Regions from separate parts of the Homo sapiens genome. Here region 1 is linked to region 2. Evidence: read pairs that join two places in POLR2A ChIA-PET (ENCODE). Cell type or tissue: Panc1. All regions are shown on one strand. Links, peaks and the distances in the headings refer to the core of each region. The heading gives the core; the rest is flanking DNA. Region 1 overlaps LOC105376735 (a long non-coding RNA gene). Region 2 overlaps CENPS-CORT (CENPS-CORT readthrough).

The links. ChIA-PET counts read pairs that join two places held together with the same protein. Peaks named below come from ENCODE experiments on the same cell type or tissue, not always from the same donor. Only the 100,000 strongest peaks of a DNase experiment are listed, where the experiment ranks them.
Region 1: POLR2A ChIA-PET joins it to region 2 with 9 read pairs; 4 of 35 experiments call an interaction of 5 or more read pairs at or near these places.

Annotation. Positions count from the first base shown.
Region 1 is chr1:10,897,048-10,913,229 of GRCh38, reverse strand. LOC105376735 (a long non-coding RNA gene) reads left to right here. Exons shown (of 3, transcript XR_001737778.2): 3 at 1-318. Among named protein-coding and RNA genes, the nearest start is that of CIROZ, 77 kb to the left of the region's middle. RefSeq lists enhancers at 651-1,152, 2,361-3,353, 3,516-4,247, 7,143-8,158 and a silencer at 2,885-3,144. In Panc1, for the core only: no CTCF peak of the experiment used is centred there; no DNase peak of the experiment used is centred there.
Region 2 is chr1:10,435,115-10,440,114 of GRCh38, reverse strand. The region is part of intron 3 of CENPS-CORT (CENPS-CORT readthrough); the gene reads right to left. All of the region lies in intron 3 of CENPS (centromere protein S), which reads right to left. Among named protein-coding and RNA genes, the nearest start is that of CENPS-CORT, 7.2 kb to the right of the region's middle. In Panc1, for the core only: no CTCF peak of the experiment used is centred there; no DNase peak of the experiment used is centred there; H3K27ac peaks cover 302 bases.

The sequences.
Region 1 (16,182 bases), core at 5,807-10,806, 470 kb before region 2:
TTGTTGGCTTTGCTCACCAGGCTGTGTGCTCCTGGGTGGCAGGCCACAGGTCCTGTTTCTCCCAGGCATCTTCATCTCCTGTCCTGGCCAACCTGGAAGTGCTTAGAGAGGGCTTGTTTGACCGACTGGAGGGTGTGGAGGATGGACACTAATCCTGGGAGCCAGGGATCCATCCCTCGAGCTTGGATCCTACCTCCCTGCCCACATTCCCTGAGCTCTCATTATAGGGAATCACTGTTGGCCCGATGTGGACTGTGAATGACCTGGGCCTCCAGACCTCAGTTTCGCCACCTGTGAAATAAAAATGTTGGATGAGGATGAAGGGGCTCCTTCAGCTTTTTTGCTCAGGGATTCCCCAAGAGGGTGAGGCAGCTTCCTCGCCATCCAGCCTCCCAGCCTGACCAGACAGGGAAGAGGGAAGGAAGGGGTTTCGGAAGGAAGTCTCATCTAGCCACCCGGCTTTGTTGGAAACTTGGTGACACCCAGCAAACTCCAGCCCTGGAGGCTGAGCTGGGGCATGATGAAGGGGTCTACTGGGAGCAGAAATGCCCCGAGGGCAGGGCCAGGCCGGCGGAGGCGCCTGAGTGCAGGTCCTGCTCTCCCACCTGCTCGCTGCATGACTCGAGCAAGTCATGCCCCTTCACCAAGTCTCAGTTTCCTCATCCGAGGAGTGGAGAGAGCGGTAAAGCAGCCACTGCAGAGGACCGTCAGGAGGACTTGCAGACCAAGGCGGTGGCGCAAAGGGCTCCGCACGGCGACTGCCACGGGCTCCAGCTCCATGAATGTGGCCATCAGCACCGTAGAGGCACCATGAATGAGAACCTGCCCCGTGCCAGTGGCCAGGCCTCATATATTCTTTTTTTTTTTTTTTTTGGAGAGGCGTCTTGCTCTGTCATCCAGGCTGGAGTGCAGTGGTGCAATTTTGGTTCACTGCAACCTCCGCCTCCCGGGTTCAAATGATTCTCCTGCTTCAGCCTCCCACATAGCCGGGATTACAGGCATGCGCCACTACAGCTGGCTACTTTTTGTATTTTTAGTAGAGACGGGGTTTTGCCATGTTGGCCAGGCTGGTCTTGACCTCCTGACCTCAGGTGATCCCCCCGCCTTGGCCTCCCAAAGTGCTGGGATTATAGGTGTGAGCCACCGCGCCCGGCCATTCATACATTCCTGTAATGTCAGTTCCCACCAGAGATCCTGCAGGAGTGAATATCTTTATTGCTGTCTTACAGGGTAGAGAATGAGGCTCAGAGAAGCTGTGTGACTTGTCCAAAGCCACACAGCCATGAAGAAGCAGTACCAAAAATTAGAACTCAAGACTGCCTGAGATCTTGCAGCCTCACGTTCCTGAGACTTCCAGGCAGGGCAGGCCCAGAACGGTGGCACCGATACCACTGCAGAAAGAGTCCATCTCAGCACTGCCAGTGATTTGATGGCAGAAGATTTTGGATGCGGCCTCTTTGGACTCTGCACCCCAGCTCAGGTCAGAGCAGACTCCCAGACCCCAGGGATGAGCTCTAGAAGCACGGGAAGATCCCAGAGAGGACACTGGGCTGGGCCCTGAGACTGCCCTGTGGGTGGGCTGGAAATTCCTCTCACTCTCAGCTCTGGCGGGCCAGGGACAGGCCAAGAGGAGTGGCTGAGTGACATTTCCTCTGCAATGATGTCCCCAATCAGTGGTCACTACAGTCCCACTCAGGACCCTGTACCCCCACATGCAGGCACAGAGCACAGCCCCGCTCCTGGCAACCTGGACCCTATGAGAGTGCATGTGGTCACATGGGCAGCCCCCAGCCCTGCAGCCACACACACAGTCATGTTCACAGGCTCACGTCTGCACGCTCACCACGTGTGACAATACACAGATGGCTCCCTAGGAAGGACAACACGCGGCCCCTGCGCATCTGTCCAGGCTCAGCCCTGATTCCTGAGACTGCCTGGGCATTGCTCCCTGGATACGCAGAGGGCCCCGGCCCCCCTGTGTTCCTCTGCTCTGAGTGTGTGTGCACACAGGTGTGCATGTGTGTGTGCCTGATTGTGTGTGTGTGAGAGAATGTGTGTGTGCATGTGTGTGAGAATGTGCGTGTGCATGTGAGTGTGTGTGTGATGAAGAAGGTTGGGCAGGGGCTTAGAAGCAGCCCTGGCCTTCACTCCACAAAGCAGAGGGTCCTGGAGCTGAAGCCAGTCTAAAAGCCGCAGGTCCTCCCTGTGCTCTGGGCCTCATTCAGCCCTGGGGACAAGCCCAGTGGAGAGTAGCTCTTATTCTTCACTTTAGGAATTGTGAAACAGCCACAGAGAGATTAAACAGCTCACCCAAAGTCACAAAGCTAGATTACAGACAGGCAGCTTGGCAGCTCAAAGCCCAAGACCTTAACCACCAGGTTATGCTGTGGTGGTGGGGTTAGCCCTTGTCACCCACTCTAACCCTCCCTCCTCGCCTGCCCCCTGCTTGGTGTCCCTTGGCACCTTAACCGTTGGTGCTCTTTAAACAGACTGAACTTTCAGTATTTGCTATTCTGCCCCCTCCTCGCCTCTCCCCACTGTCACACACAATGTCAGCCCTACAGAGGTGGGCGTTTGTCCTGTTCTCTCTGTCCCCAGTGTCCTGTGGCACAGTGAGGACTCACAAATGTGTGTAGAAGGGAGGGACTCCGTGGATGAATGAACAGGGTCATGCAGCCTCAGCACACAGGGCTTCCTGCGTCCCGGTCCCGAGCAGGGGCTGGTGTAACGGGCAGGAGGCTGAGTCCCTTGGGGGCTGCAGGTACCACCCCCACTCCTTCCCGCCCAGCTCTCAGTCTCCCTCTCTGGGTGGGATGCTGGTGTCTGAGCTGCTGCTGGCGGGGCTTGCTGGGGACTCCCGAGCTGGCCCAGGTGTTCTGGAAGCAACCCCTGTGGCCCTTCCCCCAACGCCTCCCCCACTGTCCTGTTCTGCTCTCCCAGGATGGCCTCCAGGCTGGGAGGGGGCTGTGACCTCTTGGCGCACACTGGCCCCAAACAGGGCCCAGAGAAGCCGCTGACACCTGCTCCTTTGCCAAGTCTCACCCTCTCTGGTTTCCATCCTGCCCCAGGGCCCCCAGCTCACCCCACCCTGCCCCTACCAGGCCCTCTGGTGCCCCCGCCCGTCACTAGGTGGCGCCAAGTGCCCTGAGACGGCAGGAAGTTGCCCCAGAAGGGCTCAGGGCTGGGGGTGGAGAGGCCGGTCCCTACATTCAGGCTCCGACTGGACCTCCTGTCCCCATGTCCCCTTCCTTGAATGGCGTGGCAGCCCCTAAGAGAGCTGTGCTAAAGGGTGGTCATACATCCCTGACATGTCCTTGCAAGCCTCACAGAGGCCAACGAGGTGAATACCATCTTGTCCCCATTTCACAGATGAGGAAACTGAGGCGCTGGGAAGTGAAAGCCTTGTGTCCAAAGTCACACTGCTACTAAGAAGCAGAGTCGGCCTCAAACCTGGGTCTGCCTGGTTCCCTTCTTCAGTTCTGCTTCCTGAAAGCCCTCCCAGAAGGATCAGTGGCCCCTGAGTGAACCATGGCCCTCAGGAGCTGGCTTGAGGTTCTGTGGAGCCTCAGAGGGGGCAGGTGATTGGAGGAGTGTAGTGGGCAGGGAGGATGGACAAGTCCCAGCTGTCCCTGGATTCCCCGGCAGCTGCCCGATGGGTCAGGAAATGAAGGAAGGAGAGGGGACAGAGGGTCAGGGAGTGGAGGGGACTCCCCCCAGAGAGTACTAGAGGGCAGCTGGGAGAAGCTTGGGGGGCAGGCACGGGTTGGGGGAGAGGTCATCCCTGATGTTCTAGGAAGTGCTTGGCCGAGACGCTGCTGAGATGGGCAGGCCCCATCTTGGAGTGTGCAGACTTCCATGGGTCAGGCCCACCTGCCCACTATGACAGCCAAGTGGCAATGTGGTCCCCCATCCATCCTTTTTTTTTTTTTTTTTTTTTTTTTGAGACGGAGTCTCTCTATTGCTGGAGTGCAGTGGCATGATTTCAGCTCACTGCAACCTCCGCTTCCTGAGTTCAAGCGAGTCTCTTGCCTCAGCCTCCCAGGTAGCTGGGATTACAGGCACGCACCACCACACTTGGCTAATTTTTCTATTTCTGTGGAGATGAAGTTTCACCATGTTGGCCAGGCTGGTCTCGAACTCCTGACCTCAAGTGATCCGCCTGCCTCAGCCTCCCAAATGCTGGGATTACAGGCGTGAGCCACTGTGCCCGGCCCTATCCATCCTTCCCTGGAACACACGGACTGTGCCTGTGCCAGGTGCTGGGGATACCACAGTGAACAGGACCAGTGAGGCCCATGCTTTCTCGGGGGTTACTCTTTAGTTTGGGGAAAACGGGCACTAGACATTCTGCTGTTGAAATTCCTGATATTCCCAGTAAAAGAAAACCAGAGAGATCAGAGAAAACAAAAAGTGATGGAGGGTCTGTTTGGATTGAGTGATCCAGGAGGACTTCTCGGAGGAGATGGTATTAGCTGTCAAAGGCCAGAAAAAAGTGATGGAGGATTTGTTTAGATTAGGTGATCCGGAAGGATTTCTCGGAGGAGGTAGTATTTGCTATGAAGGGCCAGAAATGATTTTCTAGGCAGAGGGGTCAGCAGGAGCCCTGGCCCTAAGGCAGGCATGAGCTTAGTGGGCTCAAAGAGTAGGAAGGTCAGTGGGTCTCCCACTGAGTGAGCAAGCACAGAGGATGGGGGAGGAGGCAAGCCCGAGGCAGGGCCAGACCGAGGAGAATCCTGCAGGGCCACAATTGTCTCCTAGGTAGGAGGGAACGGGGCTTAGAGGTGTCAGCATGGGAGAAACAAGGTCTGCATTTTGGAAGATTACATTTGTTGATGTTGGAGAATGGTCGACAGGGGGCAAGGGTGGTGCAAAGAGACCACCTCAGGGGCCCGAGGGCCTAAGGGCCCTGCCTGGAGACTGTCAAGCACCTGGGTAGCTCAGAACAGTAGAAAATGCACACAACGGGGACTCTAGTACTCTGCCCCGATTCGAGTGCTGGATACACGGCTCACTGACAACACAACCTGAAGTCTACAACTGCCCCTCTCTGAGCCTCAGTGTCTTTTCCTACAAAACAGGGACAAGAAGAGCCGCACAGCCTTCTTCCCTGGCACGTGGTGAGACTCGAGGTCGGGGCATGACATGGGGCCAGAGTTTTATAAACCCTAAGGCGCCAAAGGCAGAGCTGGCAGGTAGGAGGACCCTGAGCCTGGGGCTACTTTCGGGGACTGATACAGGGGTGACATTATTTCTTCTATGGTTGAAATCATCCCTACGGGTCAGCCTCCATCACTTCTCTGGCCTCCCCAGTCCTCTGGGTCTGGGGTCCCAGCTTGACTGATCCCTGGAGGCTGCCCGCACCCTCCCCCCACTCTCTATCCCTCCACTTTTTTTTTTCTGCATCTTCTTTTTAAAATAAAAACACCGGCCGCTCGCGGCTCACTGATGTTTATGCCTCAGTAATACATTATGTATTATTTTGTTTTAAGCACAGCTTTTGCATCCTGACAGTAACAATAAAATGTGACTATGGGATTGCTAATACAGACAGACTAATGTTTCCATCGCCCGCCTCTTTTTTTTGCGTCCTAAGCACTTTTGAAAACGCTCCTTTTATATTCCTAATAAAATTATAGCAAAATACATCGATTTACTGGAAAAGAGTTTAGGGTCGGGGTTGGGTTTTTTCCTCGTCCTCCCCCATGTGTGGGCTTCTTCTTTTCCCCCCCAAAGACTGATGAATATTCTGAATCAAACCTTCTAAGTGCTGTTTGACCCCCGACCCTGGCTGCATCTTCCTGCTGCTGGAGGGCCAGGCTCACCTGGCCCCAGCCTGCTGCGGGCGAGTGTGGACGTGCTAAGCACTTGAGCCGGGTGTTGGGAAGTGGGGGCGTGCCCGTGTGTATGTTGGGGTAGCCATATGTCAGTGAGGGCGTTCGTGTTTATGTCGGGGTGCCATGTGAATGTTGGCTGTGCCTGTGTGTATGTCAGAGTGTCCACGTGTTGGGGTGTCTGCATGCATGTCAGGGTCTGCCCGTGTAGAAGTTGTTGAGGTGTGTGGGACTGTGTAAAGGTGATTGCGGTTCTGTGTGTGTGTGCTAGCTTGTGTGCTCGGCAACACCTACCAGTGTGACTGTTTCTGTGGGAGAATGGGAGAGTGGTGGGTGTTGGGGTGTGAGCCTGTGTGCTAAGGTGCTGGTGGGTGCCCTAGAAGCAGGGTGTGGTGAGTACTGGGCAGTGGGTGTGGATTTATGGATGCAGGGCTATGAGTCTATCTAGAGTGTCCTGGGGCCACTGATGGTCAGAGTCAGGTTTGTGTCACAGTGTGGGGTGGGCTGGGAGTCATCTGCCTAAGTCAGGGACCAGCAGTGATGTCCAGTTCTTTCCCGTTGGGGAATGTAGTTTACCTGTTTCCAGAAAGCCTGCATTATCAAGGAATTACTTTCCATCTGAAGAGTGGAGTCTCCTTCTAGCTGGCCTCTAATTCATTTCCATGCTCTGTCTATGAGTGTGTCATTCTATCTGTCTACACGGGGCTCTGTGGATCCTGGTGTATGTGAACTGGGCACAGCAGGGTGGTTCCTGGGGCACAGAGGCCACCGCAGGCTGTGGCTATGCCGAGCTTGGGGGCTGCCCCTGCCAGCACACAGACATCGATTCTCTGGAGGGGAGGGAGGGAGGGAAACCCTGAAGCTGTTGGTGGCCTCCTGGGCAGCGGTGGCACAGGGGCAGCAGGTGGGGGAAGAGTTCCAGGCCATACTATGAAGGAGAAGCTTTGGATGGAGAGGACCAGGCCCCTTCCTCCCACCCCAGTGGGCTCAGGGAGAGGAAGGAAAGATGCCCTCCTCATCGTCACCAACATCATTGCCAGCATCGGGGCAGGAGGGTTGAGCAGGAAGCGGTGGCCCAAGCTTTCTGCCCTGGGCACCCACTTGGTGCCAGGACCCAGAATCTGGGGGCAAAGCCTTTGTTCCCACCTCCTTCTGCCTTGGTTTCCTGGGGCCAGACGCCTCCAGCTTTCACCCTGCCTCCAGAATCCAGTCTGGGATGTAAAGACACCCCCAGGCTCTCCCCACCCCCACAGTGTGTCCCTCGAGGGAGTCTGAACCCCAGATCCTCAGGGACCCCCTGGCCAGAGGGGCTGCTTCTGGGGCATAGAACTCAGGGGAGGGGCTGGTGGAGAACCCTGGTTCCCCTGCACCCCAGCCTCCACGGAGCTGAGTGCCTGTGGCCGTGCCTGCTACTACAGCTCAGCCCTGCTTCCTCTCCCCATCCTCCCGCCCGCCCTCTCCGGAGTGTATGTGGATCTGCACGATTCGGAAACAGGGAAAAAAAAAAAAAAAAGAATTGGGTTTTGTATACTAAGCACTTTTGAGGGCAATCTTGGGCCCCCTAATCCAGAGGTTTATAACCTCCCCAGCTAATGCTCCCTGACACCGTGTTTTGATATCATTACTACATTATACTCACAATTTTTGAGTGAAAAAATACAGTACTTAGAAAGTCGAAATTCATAAATAAATTCATGTCAAACCGCACTTAATATTGATTTTGTTAGTGTTCAGATTCAATAATAAGGTACTGCGTGCATGAATATTTAAATATAATCATCATTTCTGCATCTCCTAATGGCCTCTGCTCCTCTACACTCAATTTAAACACAATTTAAAAACTATAATGTATTGAAAAATACTAGGATTTAGCAATAAATCATCATCGGGAGATTCCAGGCCTCTTATAGGGTGGCTCGATATGGGTTTCTCCGGGGACTGTACAATTAGATTCATGTTTTTAAACTTCTCAATTATCCATATACCATAATTTTATGTGAAAGTTTGTTTCGCTTCCCCCCGCCCCCCGCCGCCCCCACCCCTTGAGGGCCCCCCCACCCGGCCTCCCTCTGTAGGAAGCGGCAGAATATTGCTTAAGTGTTCTCTTAGCCAGAGTGGAGTGGGGTCAAAGGTGGCCGTCCTCAAACTGAATTAGAGACCAGGCCTGCCAGAGGCAGCCGGCGCTGAGTCACTTAATCACATTATTTGGGAAAAATATAGGGGGGAAAGAGATAAAATGACTTAAAATGAACTTGCCAAGGAGGAAGTGGAGTTTTTTAGATTTATTTAAAAAGCAATCCTTGGCCTGATGAAATAGACGCAGGGCTGCGGCAGGATGTGGTACCAGCCGGGCAGAGTAGCGGAGGGGCGGGGGCTGCCCTCTGGGAGCAGAGGGGCTTCCGGCATGGCCCCTGGGTCCCAGATCTTGGTGAGGAGTCCCTGGGGGTGCAGAAGGCCCCCGTGGGTGAAGATAAAGAGGGTGCCCTTGGGACCTGGGGGTGCTGCGGGAGTCTTCTCATCTGGGAGCCTGAGGCAGGCTGGATGGTGTGGGCTGCAGGGAGGACAGGGCGTGGCAGGGCCCCCGGGGTATATGGGGCTGGGCATGGTGCCCCGATGGCGGCAGGCACAGCTGGCTCTGATAGACGGTGGTAGAAGTGGCACAGCAGCAGGCACAGATGACAGGGGTGGATGGGGACCAGGGCCTGGAGGGATGGTGCCCACACACCAAGTGTGTAGAATCCAATGCCTGCATGTAGCTCCCGGGAGCCCCATAGCCGCTGTGTGATGTGAGACACGGCCATGCCCATTTTACAGATGAGAAAGCTGAGGCTCAAAGTGGGGAAGCCATTTGTCCAAGGTCACACAGCTACGAGGGGACAGTGTTGGGATTTGAACCCAGCTCATTCTAGAGCCAGTGTTCTCTTTGCCTGGCTCCATGCCTCGCTTGGAAGGTGCAGTTGGAGGTGGGGACAATGTTGCCTCTGAGCCTTGGCTTCTGGCCTGCTCCAGAGTGCAGTTCAGCTGTTCACATCGTAGGAGATGGGACCAACATCTGCCCATACAGGGAAGGGTCAGGGACTCAGCAGGGTTGGCTTCTGGAAAACCGTTTGGCCTCCAGACACTGGGGACTGGGGCTGCGGCAGAGGGAGTGGGGTCACTGACATGGATGCAGAGCTGTTCCTCTAGCCCTGCTGCCAAGGAAAACCTGAGTGTTGGACGACTGTGAGGATGCCCCTGGGGCCGCCCTGGAACAAATGGGGCAGGCAGCTGGCAGGAGCTGACGCCTGGCCTTCTGGGCAAGGCTTTCCACATTGGGCAAAAATGCCGGGACAGGACAGGGGCTCTACCTGGGGAGGGGAGGGCCACCAGAGGGGCTGGCTCCCCAGCTGTTTCATGCGCAAGGACAGCAGTAGGGGCCCAGCCATTCCAGGGATGTGGTCAGGTGTATAATGAGCAGAAGACAGCACCCGGCTTAGCACACTGTCACGGGGAGGAAATGACACAATGAGTGCCCGCCTAGCACGGTGCTGGCACACAAGGAGCTGTGATTACAGTGGCCCATCTGGGCCCAGCCTCAGGCTCCAGACCTCCAGTGAAGGGTGTTTTGTATTTTTTTCCTTCTGGCCTGCACTGCCTTGGTCCCTTTGGGTGGGTTTGGGGCTGTGGAGCTTTGGGCACCTTGGAACCTGGACTCTGACTGGGGGAAAGCGAGGCCCCCATCCCATCAGCTGGCTTTGCAACAGGGACACCCATGGGACTGTGTCAGCAGGCAGCAGGTTGCCTATCCCCAGACCAAGGGGGAGGCAGTTGAGGGGGCATGAAGGGCCCGAGTGCCAGACTTCATGGCTCAGCCTCCCCAGCAGCCCAGAGCTTCCTGTGTCCTGCTAAGGCCACTACTCATTCATTCGCTCATTCAGCAAATGCCTACTCCATACCAGACCCTGTTCTAGGCACAGAGATACACCAGTGAACAAAACACTATTTTCGGCTGGGGGCGGTGGCTCATGCCTGTAATCCCAGCACTTTGGGAGGCTGAGGTGGGAGGATCACTTGAGGCCAGGAGTTTGAGACCAGCCTGGCCAACATAGCAAAACCCTGTCTCTATTAAAAATGCAAAAATTAGCCAGGTGTGGTGGCTCACGCTTGTAATCCCAGCTATTTGGGAGGCTGAGGCGGGAAGATTGCTTGAACCTGGGAGGCAGAGGTTGCAGTGAACCGAGATCACGCTACTGCACTCCAGCCTGGGTGACAGAGTGAGATCCCGTCTCAGAAAAACAAACAAACAACAACAAAAAAACAAAAAACAAAACAAAACAAAAAGCCACTACTTTCAACAGAGGACAGAACCTCTGTCTCTTGCTCTGAACCCCCGGCCTCAGTTTCCTCACCTGTGATAAGAGGATTCACATGACCCATTTCATCTCCTGCCTAAATTGTTTCAATCTCGGAGGTGAAGGGGCACGGTGAACATAGTTCTTTTTCCCGGGAATGGGCCTGACAAGACACTCATGGATAGAATTCTTTTCTTCTGTCTGCCACTCTTCAAGGCTGTGGTTCCCAGATGGTGAGGGCAGGAACAGAGATGAAACAGAGTAAAATTTGGGAAAGTGGGAGCCACTGTGAGCCCTTGAGCCACAGTGGAGGCCTATCTGGGCTTCTGTGTTCCCAAAGTCCTGGGGAACGCGAGCTCTTTGAGAAGGGGGAGGGACAGGTGGGAGGGAGCCCAGCTGAGACCTCCAGGTAATTCCCGCACCCCAGATCCCCGTCCCCCCAGCCCGGTTGTGGGCCTGATTAGAGTTGGGATGGGAAGGAATGCATTTCCTTTGCCTTCATGGAAGCTACTGGCTGCCAGAAGGCACAGCCCAGAGCCTGAGACCTGTGGGACCCCCGTCTTCTGGACAGAAAGAGTTGCCAGGAAGAGAGAGTGCAGAGCTTGGGCAAGGTGTGGGCAGACGGCAGTCCTGGGTCCCGGGGTAGCCGCCCAGCCCCACAGACAGGATGTAGTAGGGAGAGCCAGAGCCTGCAAGGAGTCTCTTCACCTCCCACCCCTGCAATCCACTTCCCCTAAGATTGTCTCCCAGACTTCCCCCTCAGGAACCTCTCTGAGCTTTTAGATCCCTGGACCCCTCTCCAGTTCCCCTCCAGCCCACGCACTTGCGCCTACCTTCCCTTTTCCTGCAGGCCTCAATTTGCTCATCTGTCCAGTGGAGCTGCTCTAGCAGCATTCCTCCCACAGGGCTGTTGGGAGAACCTGAGGGATGGGAAGACAGGCCTGGGGAGCTGGAATTGGGGGAGAGCTCCTATTTGGGATCCTCAAGAGCCCCCGAAGGAGTCAGGTTCTGAGGCTGCTGACAGACCACTGGGGACACCCGCCATGCCCCGGTCCTCAGGCACGGAAGGGAGGGCCGGTGCCTCCTGAAGCCCTGTCACTCTGGATCCAGGGCCTGTTTTTTTCTGGAAAACAAGCGACATTCATCACGAGTGACAGCCAGGCCCTAATGCAATCTCGGCTGGAGCCATGAATTGCAAATGCGCCACAGGGAGGAGGCTGCTCCATCAGGGCCCCCAGGGAAGCCACATGCCTGGGCCCCAGGGGTGCTGGTCAGCGGTGGGGACACCTCACAGACCCGGCAGGGTCCAGGGCTCCCACAAGTCAACCTGGGCCAGACCCCACCACCTCGGGGTCCTTGGGTTCTCGGAGTGGGGTGGGGACCAGGCTCCAGCGTGGGCAGAAGCGGGAGGCGGTTCCTGGTGACTCAGAACTTGCTTTTGTCCCTCTGTGAGATTCACAGGGAAAAAACAAAGCACCGGGCAATTAACCGGAGCAAGTCGGGTGAGTGGGGAGGGACAGGCAGGCCCAGAGGCCCCCACTCTGACACCTCACCCACCTGGCAATTGGGAGGGCCCCACCCCGGGGTCAGGAGCACTCACGTGACCAGGGTGCCAGGGCCCCTGGGGGGCGGGGCCTGAGCTCTGCCCCTCACCCCAAATGGGCCCTGCCCCCTCACCCTCATCTGGCCTCCTTCCAGCTACCCACACACGTATGCCCTCTCCCTGCCGCCTCATCCTCCCATGCCTAGGGGCTCCGCTCCTTTCCAGGACCAGTGCCACTTCCACACTTGTGTGCCCGGAACTTCCGGCTCTGCACACACGTCTGTGCCGCTGCCCCCCACTCCCCAGCGTGTGCCCGGGCCTCACGTGTGTGCCCAACTTGCTGCCAGCCCAGCACTGAGTCAGGGCGTGCCTGCCCGCCTCTGGCACCCGGAGTAGACGAGTAGACGGGTGGGTTTGTTTTTCCCTGTGTGTTTTGGGTTCAGGAAAAAAAAATCCACAAACGAGCTCTCCCTAAGGCGCTTTTCCCTTCATTTTTCTGCCCAGGTGTCTCTAAAGGGAACTTCATTGTCTGTTTCAAATTCATTTGCACTTAACTCATCTAGAAGTTTTGCAAGAGCTGTTTGAAGTCCAAGGAGCCCTGAGCACCCTCTCCACCTCTCCCCACCCTTGTAATGAGCCCTTTAACCCTTAGAGACCCAGAGCTGCCTCTGGGCCTGAGTCAAAGGCTCTGCTGTCCCCTCCCCTCCTGCGCGTGGGAGCGAGCTTAGGACTGGGTAGGAGGCGGGAGTGGCATGGGGTGGGTGAGGCTCTGTCCAGCTTGCCCCCTCCTCTGGAACACACACCTACCTGGGCATCTCTCAGTGCCCCCCTCCACAGTGGCCTCAGGCTCCACTGGGTGCAGGGCCCAGCTGTTGGGGCTTTGAGCCTCCCCTACTAATTAATGGGTGCCTGCAAGGGCTGACCCAATCAGCCCCCAAATTAATCTCAATTATAGCGATTTGGTAACTGCAGCGCTAGCCAGCCTGATTGAGCCGGGATTTCATCACCTGAGAATGGTGAGCCGGAACCCAGACAGCTCAGCCTCGATGTTATTGGCAGGGGGCGGAATTGTGGGCGGGGGGAGCTGGGTGGGGCTCTGGGGCCCCGGGCAGCCCAGCCTTTATCACCACCATCAAATTATTTCATGCCAGCTAATACTCACATTGGCAGCCCGGCCTGCCATCCCCGCCACACACACCCCCGTCCCAGGTACTGGGGAAGGTGGAGGAGGCTCTGGGTGGATCTCGGGCTGCCTCTCCAGGTCCCCTGAGCTCACAGCCTGGAGGGGAGGCTGCTGAGCCCAGTGGAGCCCAGAGAGGTTAGGCTCTGGAACTCCAAAGTTGGGCAAAGGTCCACGCTCTAGACCCCGAGATCCAGCTGGGCTGCCTCCCCCAGGACTGCGAGGCCGGGAGGCAGACGTGGGCAGATGACTCTGGTGCGCTGGCAGTTCCCTGCGGTTTCCAAAGCCCTTTCCCATCCAGTAGCACTGGTTTGCTCCCTGCAACATCCCCACGGGGCAGGGCAGGGCTATTAACTCCATTTTACAGAGGGGGAGGTGGAGGCCCAGGGAAGAGGCAGGGCTTGCTCAACGTGTCAGTACAGGAGCCAGGGCTCTACCAGGCCGCAGGACTCCCAGTGCAGTGCTCTTCCCACGAGAACACATCAACTGGGAGATGTTCTCCTGCCCCCAACTTCAGCACCCCCACATCCCCATCACACACCCAGCGCCTCCTCTTCCTCCTCCTCCTCCCTGCGCTCTAACTGCCCCAACGTGTTGCCATTTGCTCATTCATTCAGGCAGCCCGACTTCTCCAAGACTCAGTTTCCTCATCTGCAAAATGGGGTGAAAATCATTACATCTGCTCCCCCACTGACCCCCCACAGGACCCTTCCTTCCTTCCTTCCTTTCTTCCTTCCTCCCTCCCTTCCTCCCTTTCTCTCTCTCTCTCTTTGAGACAGTCTTGCTCTTGTCACCCAGACCGGAGTGCAGTGATGCGATCTCAGTTCACTGCAACCTCTGCCTCCCGGATTCAGGGGATTCTCCTACCTCAGCCTCCTGAGTAGCTGTGATTACAGGCGTGTGCCATCGCGCATGGCTAATTTTTGTATTTTTAGTAGAGACAGGGTTTCACCATGTTGGCAAGTCTCATCTCAAAGTCCTGACCTCAAGTGATCCGCCCCCTCAGCCTCCCAAAGTGCTGGGATTACAGGTATGAGCCACCGCGCCCGGCCCCCTACAGGGTATTTTCTATGTCCTAAAGCCTTCTTTGAGTGTGAGGCTTCAATTATTGTTTTTACGAAGAGTCATGGTGGCAGCAGAGGGTACCAGAGACCTGGCAGCTCCTGGTCTGTTCCCCAGCCATGGGGCATGTTCATGTGGACAGAAGGAGAGCGGGAGGGCCGCCTCCCTGGGGTCAGGCAATGGCTCTCTATGGTGGAATCCAGGCAGCCGAGGCCAATTGAGGGAGGAAGTCTTTGGGACCCTTGCTCATCACCCTGGCCCACCCCCACCGCCAGTCAAGACCCCTGCATCATAACATTCCAGCTCCTGGAGGACTGTGAAGTCTTTGGTCACCTCCCCCTGAACCCACGAATGAATGAATCAGGTCATACATCCTGTGGAAGAGATGGAAGAGACACTTAACACAGCTCAAGCTACTTCCACACGCCCTCCTGCTACTTCCTTCCACCCTGGCCTCTGGGGGGCTCCTCTGTCTCCAAGGCCCTGTCTGCTGCACCCTTGGCAGTAGCCCCGGGGTAACTCCCACCACCCCGCCCTCTCAGCCCTGGGCCTGGTTGGCCAGCTGGGAAGGGGTCCAGAGGTCAGGATGGGATTCTCTCGGTAGTGCTTTGCCAGGCCCCCAGCATCACCAGTGAGCCGGGGCAGCACTCAAGAGCTGTCACCCTGCAAGGGAGCCAGGGCCCTGCGAGGCCTCCTGCCGGCCCCCACTTCCCGCAAACAGTGGCAGGATGATTGATTTTGCGGGAAGAGCAGCCCCAAGGGTGGGGGCGGGGAGCCGGGGCGCCAGGGGATCCTCACTCCATTTGCTTGTGGCTGTGAGTCAAGGCCAGGTCCCTCTGGGCAGGGTGTGAGGTGTTCCCCGCTGTGCCTGCTGTGGGAGGGCAGGGAGGGCCTTATGGGGCTTTCCTACAGCAGGTCCAGGGCCCTGGGGTCTGACAGCCCTTGAGGGGGCCCTCTGACCCCTGGGACTCCTGGTCACCCCGTTAGAGGATGTGGCTGGTGTGGCTCACCCCAGGGAACATGAGTCCTCCCTCACTTAGTCTGAATTCTGCAGCTGGGCTGGGGATGCGGAAGGGCAGGGAGAGGCTGTATCCTGGGCTGAGCTGGCCCCAGTCTGCCTGGGACTCCTGCCCTACGGCCAGGCCTGCCGAACTCCCTCGGGACCTGAGGGGGAAGGAGGGAGCTCTGAGCCATTCGAGAGTCATGGGTACATATGCCCAAAGACAGACAGACAGACACACACACACACACACACACACACACTCGCCAGGATTCACAGGTCTCAGGGTCAGGTCCTCAAGGCCTCATACCCACAAACATGAGCACCTCACACAGGGCCATGGTGTCCTGGAAACGCGCTAATATGAGTGGACTCCAAGCAAACCCCGCTCCATGCGGCTGCCCCAGCAGTGGACACAAAGACAGCGACACCTTCAACAACAGGGAAGGAGGGTTTTCTTGTCTCCTGTTCCTATTGGAGAGACAGGCAAACTGAAACCCAAGAAGAGAAAATGATTCAGACCCTGGGTGAGTTGGCAGCAGTGAGCAAGTCCCAAGAGGTCACCTGGATTCAGGATGCTCCGGAAAAACAGGCCAGAGCCCTCTCCGTTTGTCACATTTTTCCCCAAGCTTTTGGGCCTGGCACAGGTGCGTGTGTAGTGGTGGTGGAGGCGTGGGGGGTGGGGAAGCAGCTTTTTCTAGCATTGCCCGAGAAGGGGATGACTTCCGCCTGGATTGAGAATCATGGAGGACTTCTTGGAGGAAGGGATGGCAGGTGTTCTTCATGAGGGAGGAGGAGGAGGCAAGCAGGAATTTGGGGGCGGGACCCTGGGAAAGTTTGGGGAAGCTGGGTGTCTTGACTTGGGTGAAGGGAGGGAGGCAGCCTCCAGGAGCAGAGGGCAGCTTGAAGGGGGTCGTGGGGGTGGGTTTCCCAGTGAAATGCTTGTGGTGTGTCTGCAGTGTGTCCAGGCTGCGCCCAGTGCTACATGAGACCCAGGGGAAGTCCCCACAACCAGCCTCGCCTCCAGGGACCTTGCAAGTCAGCTGGGAGGACAGAATACCCCCCTAGTCATGCAGAAAAACATCCAAATACCATAATGAAATCATGATGAGGGGCACCAGTAACCACCCAACCCAAGCTCAGTCAATGCCACTGGAGCTCAAGAGAGTGAGGGAGGCTCAGGCTGCCGGGGAGGGTTGGGTGGGGGTCAGTGCAGAGGAAGGACACCCCAGGTG
Region 2 (5,000 bases), core at 1-5,000:
CAAGGGTACCCGAAGCATAAGAGCACAGACAGGAGGCTGGGGGCTTAGCGCCCTTCCAAACCTGGCTTGCTTGGCCACAGCTAAGGCCACAGAAAAATCAAGAAGGTCAGTGTACAACTCTAGTGCAGAGAAAATGGGCCTCATGATACAGAGGGCACCTGCTTAAATAGACATTAAATAGAAGAACAAAGAGAACCTCCACAAAGGATGGCTTTACTTAGGTCAAGATCCTGATGTTCTCCAAGGGCTAACTTAACAGGAAAAAGCATATGCAGGCACCTCCTAAGGCCCCATTCCCAACAAGTAGTTAATGCATTCCCTCCGCAATAACCCAGGTAGAACAAAGAACATCCTTCTTTCTTCTTTTTTTTTTTGAGACAGAGTCTCGTTCTGTCGCCCAGACTGGAGGGCAGTGGCACGATCTTGGCTCACTGCAACCTCCGCCTCCCGGGTTAAAGCAATTCTCTGCCTCAGCCTTCTGTGTAGCTGGGATTACAGGCGCCCGCCACCATGCCCCACTAATTTTTTTGTATTTTTAGTAGAGACAGGATTTCACCATCTTGGCCAGGCTGGTCTTGAACTCCTCACCTCATGATCCAGCTGCCTCCCAAAGTGCTGGGATTACAGGCGTGAGCCACCAAGCCCAGCCACAAAGAACACCCTTTAAACTGGAGTCTGCTTCTTGCTCACAAGTTGGACTCAAATTCTCATTCTAGTCCTTTTATCTTTGCTAGGAAAGGTAATTTGAGATAATAAGCTCGATTCAATAATATATTACTCTGATTACACCCTTCTTCCATTTCTAACTTCCCCACAAAATACACAGGTACTTTGTAAGCAGGAATAAATAGGAATCTTTGCATCCTTAATAACTAGCAAACTGGCCAGCACACATGGTGAGTCCTCACTGAACAACTGCTAAGTTAAAAGATAAATTCAACACAGAAATTATTCTCCATAATTTGGCCAAATTAATCCTTTACATTCTGCTAAATAGACAAATATCACGTGTCATCTCATCGTGATTGACAATATCTGCTTGTCATGACATTAATACCCACTTCAAGAGATAATTTTCTAATTAGCAACCTGCAAGGACCAGGACACAGGGGAGAAAAAAGACAGAGGTGACATAAAAGCAGCCACAAAGAATGAGGTCAGTCCACAGACGTTCTGGGTGGAGAATGTTAAGTGCACATGGACAGGGTGGCCTAGTCTCAACCTCACAACCAGGCTGCTCTGTCTGTATTTACATTCTTCTTAAAGTACAGTAAAAGGAATAAGCACAATGAACTGTTTACATAGTGAACTTATCTGTTTACGAGAAAGCGTTTAGGAAACAACGATCTCAGTCCTCTCCACCACTTCAGCTTGGCCTCTGCTATCTCTGCACTAAGGCCCTCAATGGAGGGGCAGGGCATCCTCTGCCCGCCACTGCATATCACAGACTCTCCTAAGTCAAACCTCCAACTCCAGAAAATTACTCTAGCTAGGGAAAATCAAAAGCAATTTTTCATATAACACGCTTTGTAACACGGGCTTTAAAGACGATTCCCAAAAGTTTCCAGAATGTATTTCCTATAGAATATCTATCTTCTTCAAAATGTTTGATTGTTAACAATACTAGGAGACTAGAGATTTCAAAGCTAAATAAAGAAATTCACAACTCAGGCCAGGTGTGGCGGCTCATGTCTATAATCCCAGGACTTTGGGAGGCCGAGGTGGGTGGATCATTTGAGGTCAGGAGTTCGAGGCCAGACTGGCCAACACAGTGAAACCCTGTCTCTACTACAACGACAAAAATTACCCGGGCATGGTGGTGGGCACCTGTAATCCCAGCTACTTGGGAGGCTGAGAAAGGCGAATCGCTTGAACCCAGGAGACGGAGACTGCAGTGAGCCGAGATCACACCACTGCACTCCAGCCTGGGTGACAGAGTGAGACTCCGTCTCAAAAAACAAACAAAACAAAACAAAACAAAAATTCAGATTGGCAGTTGCTTTCCAAAGTCTGCTAGTGAATTGATTATTTAGAATTTAATTGTGTATTCTCTGGCCAGGCATGGTGGATCACACCTGTAATCCCAGCACTTTGGGAGGCCGAGGCAGGCGGATCACCTGAGGTCAGGAGCTTGAGACAAGCCTGGCCAACATGGTGAAACCCCATCTCTATTAAAACCACAAAAATTAGTGGGTGTGGTGGCATTTGCCTGTAGTCCCAGCTACTCGGGAGGCTGAGGCAGGAGAATCACTTGAATCCGCAAGGCAGAAGCTGCAGTGAGCCGAGATTGAGCTGCTGCTCTCCAGCCTGGGCGACAGAGAGACTCTGTCTCAAAAAAAAAAAAAAAAAAAAAAAATTGGCCAGGCACAGTGGCTCATGCCAGTAATCTTAGCACTTTGGCTGGCCGAGGTGGGTGGATCACCTGAGGTCATAAGTTTGAGACCAACCTGGCCAACATGGTGAAACCCCGTCTTTACTAAAAACACAAAAATTAGCTGGGCATAGTGGCAGGCGCCTGTAATCCCAGCTACTTGGGAGGCTGAGGCTGGAGAATCACTTGAACCCAGGAGGCAAAGGTTGCGGTGAGTTGAGATCGCGCCATGGCAATCCAGCCTGGGCGACAGAGTGAGACTCCATCTAAAAACAAAAAACAAAAAACAAAAAAAAAACAGCCCCTGCTCTCAAGTTTCCCTCCTGCTCCAAAAAAAAAAAAAGAAATAAGAAATAAGAATCTAAATGTGTATTCTCATAGAAATTTCTCATAACAAGCTCACCAAAAAGAAAAAAGATGCCAGGCACAGTGGCTCAGCTCATGCCTGTAATACCAACACTCTGGGAGGCCAAGGTGGGAGGATCACTTGAGCCCAGGAGCTCTAGGTTGCAGTGAGCTATGATCCTGCCACTGCACTCCAGCCTGGGTAACAGAGAGATCCTGTCTCAAGAAAAAAAAAGAAACAAGAAACAAGAAAATAAATTTGTCCTAATGAAACAATGTTACGAATACTCATTAGGTTCCCAGGCCAGCCTACAGAGACTATGTAACATATAGTTGACTTGAAACAGTCCATCTTTCTCAAACTGGGGTAATGATAGTCTTGGGAGTAGAGAAGTGTGACAGGGACAACTCAAATCCACAAGATAACCAAAGCTGACCTTCCAGGAATATCAATTTTATTCAGGGATAAAACAATGCTTTTTTGTATGAAAGCAAACTGGAATTCACACAAGATGAGTCTTCAAAGGAAACCTGTACTTGTGGGTTGTGCTAAGAAGAGGGGGTGCTTCCCTGCCTCTGGCTGCACCCCAGACTCCTGGAGCCTCATCACTGGACTCTGCACTCACTCAGTTCTCAGACAAAGCGTTTCCACAAACTTTTTTTTTTCTTTTCTTTTCTTTTTTTTTTTTTAAAGAGACAGAGTCTCACTCTGTCACCCAGGCTGGAGTGAAGGGGCACGATCTCGACTCACTGCAACCTCCACCTCCCTGGTTCAAGCAATTCTCCTGCCTCAACCTTTTGAGTAGCTGAGATTACAGGCGCATGCTGCCACGCCCAGCTAATTTTTTTTTTTTGTATTTTAGGAGACAGGGTTTCACCCTGTTGCCCAGGCTGGTCTCGAACTCCTGAGCTCAGGTGATCCACCCGCCTCAGCCTCCCAAAGTGCTAGGATTACAGGCGTGAGCCACGGCGCCCGGCCTCCACAAACACTTTTACATAAAAGATGTCGCCCTTCCTTGTGGAGCTTATGGTCTAAGTCACACACACATACACACACACACTCACATGCACGCACATACCCCTTTCCCCACCAGTACCCAGCAAAAGAAAATCAACTGTTTGCCGGGCGCGGTGGCTCAACGCCTGTAATCCTAGCACTTTGGGAGACTGAGGCAGGCAAATCACTTGAGGTCAGGAGTTCAAGACCGCCCTGGCCAACATGGTGAAACGCCATCTCTACTAAAAATACAAAAATTAGCCAGATGTGGTGGTACATGCCTGTAATCCCAGCTACTCAGGAGGCTGAGGCAGGAGAATCACTTGAACCCAGGAGGCAGAGATTGCAGTGAGCCAAGATTGCACCACTGCACTCCCGCCTGGGCGAGAGTGAGACTCTGTCTCCAAAAAAAAAAAAAAATCAACCTCTTATATACTTTAAAAAACACAGAATATCCGAAAGCCTAATGTGTTACCATGCTCTTTCTAATTTCATTTTTTAAATAGAATTTTTACAGAAGTATTTTCAGGCTGGGCATGGTGGCTCACACCTGTAATCCCAGCACTTTGGGAGCCCAAGGCAGGATTGCTTGAGCACAGGAGTTCAAGACCAGCCTGGGCAACATACCAAGACGCTGTGTCTCTAATATAAATATTTATGTATATGTGTGTGTGTGTGTGTGTGTATATATATATATATTATTTTTAAGTATTTAAATTTTTCATTTTTTTTTCCCACAGCTAATAAATAACAAGTAAAGGTATTAATATCTTTCACCGGGGAGGAGGGCCACACATAAGGGGCATCTGCCTGAATCAGCAATGACTAAGCCACATGAGCTATCGGTATCCCTTCCTACTACCTTATCCCTTTTGGCCAAGCTGAAGATGCTAAGCGGTTTTCAGGGACGAATATCCACAGGAATAGGACAGATTGAGAGCTTGCCCTCCGAGAACCCACTGCTTTAATTCATTCAAAACACGCACCCGAGAAACAAAGAGCTAACGGGAACAAGGTGAAAAGTAAGGGGTGTGGGAGAGGCTGGCACCGAATCCAAGTGGCAGCAAATTAGAACACTTTCGCCCTTTCAGGCCTTCGTCATTCAAATTGCTTCATAAAAGCAATTTGGTGCAATTGTTTTCAATTACCTGCGGTACTAATTGAAGAGCGGAGCATAAATCACCTGTAAAAGCTGAGGCTTTAGCAGCTGAAAGCAAGTCACCCACTTTCCAAGGAGTGCGTCTTACTCGGAACAAATGCGGCAAATGAAAACCCCTGCCTGCCATT